Linked DNA regions of Homo sapiens: regions 1 and 3 are each linked to region 2. A link is a contact called in ENCODE Hi-C or POLR2A ChIA-PET data. All regions are on one chromosome and are shown on one strand. The core of a region is the stretch at or near the end of the contact, and the rest is flanking DNA. Distances in the headings are between cores, read along the strand shown.

Evidence for each region. A loop is a pair of places that touch in the nucleus more often than their neighbours do. ChIA-PET counts read pairs that join two places held with the same protein, here RNA polymerase II (POLR2A). Pooled maps may share reads with other maps.
Region 1: a loop to region 2 is called in a map of naive thymus-derived CD4-positive, alpha-beta T cell, with 9 times the contacts of the local background. The contact joins the promoter of ZNF501 here to the promoter of ZKSCAN7-AS1 in region 2. A Hi-C loop is called at or near these places in 1 of 168 maps with a recorded cell type or tissue (naive thymus-derived CD4-positive, alpha-beta T cell), 15 of 37 single-sample maps with no recorded cell type and 14 of 50 pooled maps. POLR2A ChIA-PET finds 5 or more read pairs at or near these places in 5 of 52 experiments (CD4-positive, alpha-beta T cell, WTC11, activated B cell and 1 more).
Region 3: a loop to region 2 is called in a map of B cell, with 27 times the contacts of the local background. The contact joins the promoter of ZNF197-AS1 here to the promoter of ZKSCAN7-AS1 in region 2. A Hi-C loop is called at or near these places in 7 of 168 maps with a recorded cell type or tissue (B cell, GM12878, PC-9 and 4 more), 24 of 37 single-sample maps with no recorded cell type and 25 of 50 pooled maps. POLR2A ChIA-PET finds 5 or more read pairs at or near these places in 2 of 52 experiments (WTC11 and activated B cell).

What each region holds. Positions count from the first base shown.
Region 1 is chr3:44,728,304-44,731,003 of GRCh38, reverse strand. It overlaps ZNF501 (zinc finger protein 501), which reads right to left and starts at 1,369. Exons shown (of 3, transcript NM_001258280.2): 1 at 989-1,369. It overlaps LOC105377056 (a long non-coding RNA gene), which reads left to right and starts at 1,478. Exons shown (of 3, transcript XR_940788.4): 1 at 1,478-2,212. RefSeq lists an enhancer at 1,489-1,558.
Region 2 is chr3:44,684,395-44,687,094 of GRCh38, reverse strand. It overlaps ZKSCAN7-AS1 (ZKSCAN7 ZNF cluster antisense RNA 1), which reads left to right and starts at 1,442. Exons shown (of 3, transcript NR_157564.1): 1 at 1,442-1,536. It overlaps LOC124905403 (zinc finger protein OZF-like), which reads left to right and starts at 1,313. Exons shown (of 2, transcript XM_047449433.1): 1 at 1,313-1,340; 2 at 2,305-2,700. The coding sequence starts at 1,313. RefSeq lists an enhancer at 1,298-1,427 and silencers at 1,598-1,727, 1,778-1,827.
Region 3 is chr3:44,623,465-44,626,164 of GRCh38, reverse strand. It overlaps ZNF197-AS1 (ZNF197 antisense RNA 1), which reads left to right and starts at 1,368. Exons shown (of 2, transcript NR_046658.1): 1 at 1,368-1,443. The region is part of intron 2 of ZNF660-ZNF197 (ZNF660-ZNF197 readthrough); the gene reads right to left. ZNF197 (zinc finger protein 197) reads right to left here and starts at 1,129. Exons shown (of 6, transcript NM_006991.5): 1 at 1,022-1,129. All of the region lies in intron 2 of ZKSCAN7-AS1 (ZKSCAN7 ZNF cluster antisense RNA 1), which reads left to right. RefSeq lists an enhancer at 294-796 and a silencer at 776-1,125.

The DNA of each region.
Region 1 (2,700 bases), core at 120-2,619, 44 kb before region 2:
TGAAAAGCTAGATAATATTTAAAGCTTCTTGTAATATCAACATTCTACAAAGCTTTGATTCTATATACAGATGGGAAAAGAGCAAAAACCTCAAATCAAGCCCTTCCAGTCCATCTTTGATTGAATCTGTTTATTCATTTATTTGAAAAGTACTAAATGAGCTAGCCGTGAGGTGAATGGGTCTTGTTAAGAACGGGCTGAATCAACAGCAGGGAAACTTCCTGTCAGTTATCCTCCTACAATTAGAATTGGGGGAATTTCTCGAAAATAACAAGAGGATTGCCTTTGTGTAAGGAGTATCTGCTGTAAGATGTTAAGGACTCTTCATAAGGGAAAGGTTTCAAGAACCCTCCTAATGCAAAGAACACTGTATTCAAAGGCAGGAACCTGGTTTCCTGTCTAATACATCCCAATCCACTAGCATCTCTTAACTGACACTGAACAAACTGTTTAATTATTTTCAAACGTCTCTTTTATTTCCTCATTTGGTCAAATAAGCCAGCAATTATTTTCAAGCTTGCAGTCAACCTTTAATATTTAGCTCAAATGTGAAACTTCACACCTCTTCCTTGTGGGAAAATTTTGACTTTTCCAAGGCCCTTCCTCGTCTACATTCTCAAAGAATTTTACAAGTTTCTACTGTAGGACTTTCTAGTCTGATTACATTCTGTCTTCCACCAGCAAACTTACAAGTATGGCATGGGCTCCAGGACTAGGACTTTTGAACAAGTTACCTAACCTTTTTTTGCTCCAGTTTTTTCAACTGTTAAATGGAGACGATACCAGTAACTACTTTATAGGGTTGTCGTAATGAATAAGTGGGTTACTACATGGCAACTACTTAGAAGAATGCCAGCTGGTAAGCATTCAATAAATAGTGCCTGCTGTTAAAGTATTGAGTCTACATGTCTTCATACGGTACCTATTTTGTTGTTGTTAGAGAAGAATAAATAATGAAGGGAAGGCACTAATTCTTGCATATACTTACTTCAACCCGCACAACTTTGGGAAACGGCAAGGCAGGAAACAGTATTTACTTCTGGAAATCAGAAAACTAAAGTGCCCAGAAGTTCACTGACATGCTTAAGTATGTATAAATCGAACCCAGGTCCTCCGACTCCCAGCCTAGGGCTCTCGAACAGCCTCTCCTTTCTTCATGGCAAGTTTGCCCTAGGCCTCGGGCCTCCGCTCCACAGGCCCTCCAGGAAGAAAAACGCCCTGCTTCCCGAGGGAGGAGCTGGAATCGACCCGCGGCAGCCGGGCACAGCAGAAACCGCTCACCATGCGCTTCCCGCGGCGCTCCCCGCGGCGCTCCCCTCTCGCACCTTGCAACACTCAGGTCCCTGGGTGCTGCCCTGCGGAAAGGAGTAAGTCCCGGACGCGCCCAGCCGGCGTGACGTCAGCAGTCCGCGCCTCGGCTAATAACCACTACCGTCTCCTCTCTAGGAAGGTGGGAGCGGCTTCCGCTCGGTGGTTCCTTCCCGCACGCAGCTACGGGTTTCGGTGCTGCGCCGGTTAAGCCGGCACCAGAAACAACCTGCGACCCCACCTGGCGTGCGTCTTCCAGCACAGGGAAACGGGATGGAAGTCAGAAGGGTCGACCACAAGGAGCTCTTACTGTGCATCAGTTCATCCTGCAAGTCCGCCACATTTAGCTTCCTATGTTACTGTCCTTTGGGGATTCTCAAGGCTTTTCACAAAACTGGCTTCCACCTTCCTCACACACATCCTCATCTGGAAGAAAACTGACCTCTTCACAGAAACCCCTGACACCTTACTGACCCAGGATCTTTGTTCAGGTGGCCAAAAGAAAAAGTTCTGCAGGCCAGGCGCGGTGGCTCACTCCTGTAATCCCAGCACTTTGGGAGGCCGAGGCGGGCGGATCACCTGAGGTCAGGAGTTCAAGACCAGCCTGCCCAACATGGAGAAACCCTGTCTCTACTAAAAATACAAAAATCAGCCGGGTGTGCTGGTGGGCGCCTGTAATTCCAGCTACTCCGGAGGCTGAGGCGCGAGAATCACTTGAACCTGGGAGGGGGAGGTTGCAGTGAGCAGAGACTGAGCCACTGCACTCCAGCTTGGGTGATAGAGTGAGACTCTGTCTCAAAAACAAAACAAAACAAATCAAACACTGCTTTGGGCTCAAATCCCTGATTCTCAGTGTATGAACTTTGCAACTTTACCTCTCTGTGCCTGCTTCCTCACTTACCAGGTATAATAATGGTACCACAGGGTTGTTGTGAGGATTAAGTGAGGTTAATACGTGTGAATTACTAAGAACATCTAGTATTTTTTAAATCTTCAGTAAATGTTAGGACTATTGTCTGTGTCTCAAATCCCAGCTCCAGTACCTATTGTTCTGCCCTGACTTCACTGACCTTTCAGGGCCTCAAGGTAGCACACCCATCCCTTTCTACAAAACTTCAGATCTTGCTGGCTCTAACTCAGGAAATATTTGCACACATGGGCTCATCTTGACAGGTAAAGTCCAGAGATAAAGGCATGAGTGGAGAGTACCTTATTCACTTCCAAGCATTCCTACTGATCTGCAATCTCAGGACAATAGGGCTGTGTGCACACCATCATATCCCTAGTGTGCAGCATATAGAAGTGAACACTTGCTGTATAAATTAATGAGATGCAGCAGAGAAATTATCCATTCCAGGCCAGGCATGGTGGCTCACACCTGTAATCCCAGCA
Region 2 (2,700 bases), core at 193-2,692:
TCTTTGTTTCAAAACAAATTACGTATGCTTCCTTTTTGCCTTTAAAAACTTTTCCTTGCTTCAACTGATGTAATGCAGGTCTCAATTAATTGAATAACTGTCTTTGTTTTTTGCTTCTGTAATACGTTTTTCCCTGCACAGATTTTCTCCTGCCCCACGAAATGCTTAAAAGGTAACTTAACATTTTGTTCAGGGCTCAGCCTTTGGATGTTAATCCAACTGGGCCAGTGCACCTAAATAATAAATATCCTTCTCAACCCCATCGGTCTCTCTAATTTTTTATCAATCCCGCTACACAACCTCTTTGGATATGCCAATGGTCTGCATAGCCCCCATATACTGGATTTGTGAATCCCCTGTGCACTCCTGAATAAACACCTTATCTTTAGAGAGTCTGTCTGTTATTTGGGTTGACAAGATGTTTGTGGATCTTATGGTCTAAGCATTCTCTCTATTGCAATAGTCCTCCTCTCCCTATTGTAGTAGTACCTTTCTCCCATTTGCAATTGTCCTTTTGAATAAAGCCTGTCTTATCTATGTCTGAGTTTGTTTTTTATTTGACAACTCAAGTAGCTTCACGGTTATGCAAGTCAGGCAAGCCCCAAAGTGGAGCTTAGCCCACAAGGGTTCCTGGCTTTGCCCAGGAAAGACTTCAAGGACAAGCCAGAGGTAGAAGAAAAAACCCCTTCAAAGAGGCGGTGTTACAGCTCTGTAACTGCTCCTGCAAAGGAGGGCTACCCTGTAGGCAGACAGTAGCAGCTCAGGGCAGTTTTGCAGTCATATTTATATCCATTTTTAATCGCATGCAGATTAAGGGGCGACTTATGCAGAACTTTCTAGGGAAGGAGTAGTACTTTTGGGTCACTGCCATGGAAAGGTGCAGTAACTCCGGGGTGTTGCCATGGCAATGGTAAATTGACATGGCACACTGGTGGGTGTGTCTGACTGAAAGCTGCTTCCACCTGGCTCTGTTTTAGTTAGTCCTCAATTTGGTCGAGTGTCTGACCCGGCCTCTGGAGTCAAGTCCTGCTTGCTACCTCAGCAGTTCCATCCCAATCCTACTGCAACGGGTTGGAGAGCATTGACTAGAGAGAATTTTCTAACTTGAATCTTCTAACCTGAATCGTATCTTCTATAAGCACCTCTCAAAAATAAAGGAGCTGTAGAGAGACACTTTTACATTGTAAAAGAAGTAAAAGTTAAACATGTCAATATCTAAGACTTTAATTTTTTCCCCAACATTCTCTGAGGCCTTTGTGTAGATAGTAGATTGTCCTCCCACCCCTAAACACATTGCAGATTTTTAATTGGAATGGATAGGTCAGATGTAGGAGACCCAGGTAAGGAGGCGTCGAGGTCAAAAGACCTCCGAGATTCCTAGAGCGGTCGGCGAGGGGCCTGCAAGTCGCCCCGGCCGCACTTCCGGGACGGCCCATCTTCCTTGGGTACTGAAGCTCGCGAGAGGATCCTGGGGGCAGGCGCGTCGCGGTGGCAGTGTTTCTTGGGTGTGCGGGGCCGGGCGCCCCGTAGCCTCTGGTGAGCGAAAGAGACCGGGGCCGAGCGGGCGCAGGCTTGCCGGGGCTGCGGGCTGCGCTGGCGGCGGGGCCGGGTGGCGGTAGTGGCGGGAGTGACTGGCGGGAATCCCCGCGGCCCCGGCGCTTGGGCTTACTGTGCACTTGATGTAAGGGGAAAGTCGCTCGTCAACTGCTTGAAGGGCAGTTTTGCGGTCATATTTATACCCATTTTTAATCGCATGCAGATTAAGGGGCGGCTTATGCAGAACTTTCTAGGGAAGGAGTAGTACTTTTGGGTCATTGGGTCACTGCCATGGAAAGGTGCAGTAACTCCGGGGTGTTGCCATGGCAATGGTAAATTGACGTGGGCACACTGGTGGGTGTGTCTGAAGGGCTTGTTGTTAGGGTGAACTGGGGACTAGAAATGGGATGCGGGCGGGAGGAAAGTAGTGTAGGTGCAGGTGGCAGTCATAAGTGTCCCATAAGTCTGAATGTCTGAATGTCTGAACTGTGTAGATTTAAGGAGCATTAAAGAGGCAAAATAATAGCAAGTGCTTGTGTAATGCTTAGCGTGGGCCAGGCACTGTTCTAAATGCTTGTTTCATTTAATCCTGACAGCAACCTTATGAGGTAGGTACTATTATTCCTATTAAGAAAAAATGAGAGGGGTTAATCTGCCTAAGCGCAAACAGCCCCTAAGTGGCAGAGCCAGCATGGAAATTCAGGCCCTGAGGCTTTTTTCAGGCTGTGTTACCAGCTCTTCCTCTCAAAGACGACTTTGAAGAGTAAGGGAGAGAGAGAAGGCAAGGAGCATTCAAAAATTGGGAAGACAGTTTGAATATTCATCAGAGAGATCCTTCCAGGGAGATACTGAGGACGAGGACTAGAAATATAAGGCCAGCAGAAATCAAGGATGTAAAAATCTCCCTAGAGAAGAAAAGCCAGAAAGGTAAAGAATTTGATAACTTCTTTAATCTAAGCTCAAAAAGTATTTCACATTCGAGAATTCACAGGGAGAAGAACAAGGGGCCAGTTTCAGAAGTCAAAATACAAGTCACAACTTACGAAAGGCTTCAGAGTGTAGCCCCTCTGGCAGCCAGGTTTAGAGAAGCCCTAGCGGGGAAGGGAAGTGCAAAGAGGCATCAGGGAAGCCAGGCAGGACCCAGAGCAAGGAGAAGGAAGAGAG
Region 3 (2,700 bases), core at 119-2,618, 61 kb after region 2:
GGTGATGGAAAGGAATTTTTAAAAAGAATTTTGAATAATTTTCAAATAACATAAAAATAACAAATTCTTAAACATACATTTTATTAGCTTCTCACAAAAGGTTTTCAAAGCAGAAGTTAAAAAAAACAAAAGGATCAGAGGAGCGAATCCACTCAAGGCCACTTAGCTAACTGAGACATGGGAGCAAATTCTGAATTCAGGGATTCTAATTCCAGAAGTCCAAAACAATTCCATCTACGAAGAAACTTATGAAACCCAAACAACCCAAACTGTTCTAAAACAACAGTTTCCAAACACCAGTCCACGACAAAGCTTTAATCTGGTAAGCTGCAAAAAGAGAAAACCAGTAACAATCGTCGCTGACAGGTTGGCAATGAGTGTGTGTGTGTGTGTGTGTGTGTGTGTGTGTGTGTGCGCGCGCGCGCGCAAAGGCCAGCATTTATTCTGAGTTTACGGTCTTAGTACTTTGTGTTAAAATGTATTGCCTGAAGTAATGTTGGTATGGGTGGTTTCAAGTTTGAGTTTTTCAAGTTTGATTTTTAAATACCATTATATTACAAAACTAAAAGACTAAAAAAGCTAAAATCGTTCCACCCCTTAAAACAAACAAACAAAAAAATCCGTCCTCAAGAGTCTGGGCGCCACCGGTAATAGGGAAACCTCAGAATGTTTCTGTGGATTAGCCTCAGACAAGACTGAGGAAGAGCAGAAAGGCCTGAGCTGGGGGAGCAGGCTACTGAGGCAGCTCTTCTCAAAGCGCCAGCAGAGTCCGTTAGACAGGAGCACCGGTCCACAAACACACACAGACTCGGAGCTGCTGTCCTCAGTACTTCCCTCGGGCCGGCTGCCTGCCCAGCCGAGGCCACGACGTCGAACCCCAACACGAAGCTGGCGACGGACCATGCCGGGGGTCAGGGCCCGGGAGAGGCTACCGAGGGCTGTGCAGTCCCAGCAAGCTCAGGCCCGCGTCCCGGGCCGCCTTCCCTGCACGCCCACCCGCCCCCGAGCCCACCCCGCTCACCGGGGGCTCCCGCTGCGGCTCCAGCCTTGCGTACCGCCGCCTCGGCGCCAGGCCGCTAGGAGATGACACAGGAACGAGCCCTTCCGGCAGCCGAGGCACAGAATAATGGCCGAGCCGAGAATACTGCGACTTCCGGTTGCACCCCGCCCCTCATCCCGGATCTCTAGGAAGCCACATCTCTATGGTTCGTTTCTTTTCCCAGAACTGGGGAAGAGAGGCGGAACTCCTGAGCCCTTGGGTACTAGTGTTCCTTACATCGAACAAGAACTGGCCGCTGTTTCAGACCGGAAGGGTGCAGAGATGAAAGACAGGACCCAGGGTCTCAGGATGCCTGTTGCCTCCTAAGAGAGTTGGACATTTCTATTTTGATTTGCATTTCAATTGAGGTTGATAGGGAGTGACCTTCACGTCTGAATGACCTGGTAGGTGACTTTTCTGGTCTCTTCTTGAACTTATGCAATTCTCACTATAAATAATAACATGACTTATAAATCACCCTCTTGTGAATTCGCTTACTGTGGTGTATCTCTTGCCCACATGATGACATATTGGAGCTATGATATTAAATAATAATCAAGTTGATGGTGCAAGGTAATGTGCAAATGGTAGGGACATCTCTCCCCTGAAAGAAGAGGTTATTCTAGCTGTCCATCGCCCTGGGTAAAGTCAGGTGTATATAAAGGAAACTGGCACTCTGATCCTCTCTTTGGTCTTCAGTCTCTTAAGTTTGGACTTCTGGAACTGACACCCCTATATGGGACTATGGCTGAAACAAGTCTCCAAAAGGGCAAAGGCCATGTCTGCATGGATCCCATGTATTTAGCACCTAGTACAAAGCTGAAGCCATATAGGTTGTAGATGAATGTTTATTCAATGAGCAAGGTTCATGTTATTCTGTTTATGTCTTTTTTTTTTTTTTGAGATGGAGTTTTGCTCTTGTTGCCCAGGCTGGAGTGCAGTGGCGCAATCTTGGCTCACTGCAATCTCCACCTCCCGGGTTCAAGCGATTCTTCTGCCTCAGCCTCCTGAGCAGCTGGGATTACAGGCACGTGCCACCATGCCTGGCTATTTTTTTTTTTTTTTTTTTTTTTTAGTAGAGACGGGGTTTCACAATGTTGGCCAGGCTGGTCTTGAACTCCTGACCTCAGGTGATCCACCCCCACCTTGGCCTTCTAAAGTGTTGGAATCACAGGCGTGAGCCACCGTGCCAGGCTTATTCTGTTTATTTCTTTATGTTCTCTCCTGGCATTCATTAAACAACATACTTAAACTTCAGCCTTGATTCATTCATTCATTCAACTACTGAGTACTTGCCATATGCCAAATACTGTTCTGGGCACTAGGGACATAGATAAAGAGGTAAAGTCTCTGTTCTCATGGGGCTTACATTTCTAGTGGGATAAACAGAAAACAAATATAAAAATGTGTCAGGTGGTGGTAAATGCTAAGAAATGTGAAAGCTGATCATAAGAATTGGGTCATTTTTGTCATACCTAATAAAAGAAAGTCGAGAAATTAGCTGGGGGAAGCACTCAGGGTACACAACATTGCTCCAGGAATGTTATTCTCTGTAAGCTTGACTGCTGAAACTGCTTATTATAAGCCAAAACCAGTTTTATCTATAGCTTCTGAGATAAGTTGCTGCAACTCTAGGACTAATTTTGCCCACCGCAGTTGCT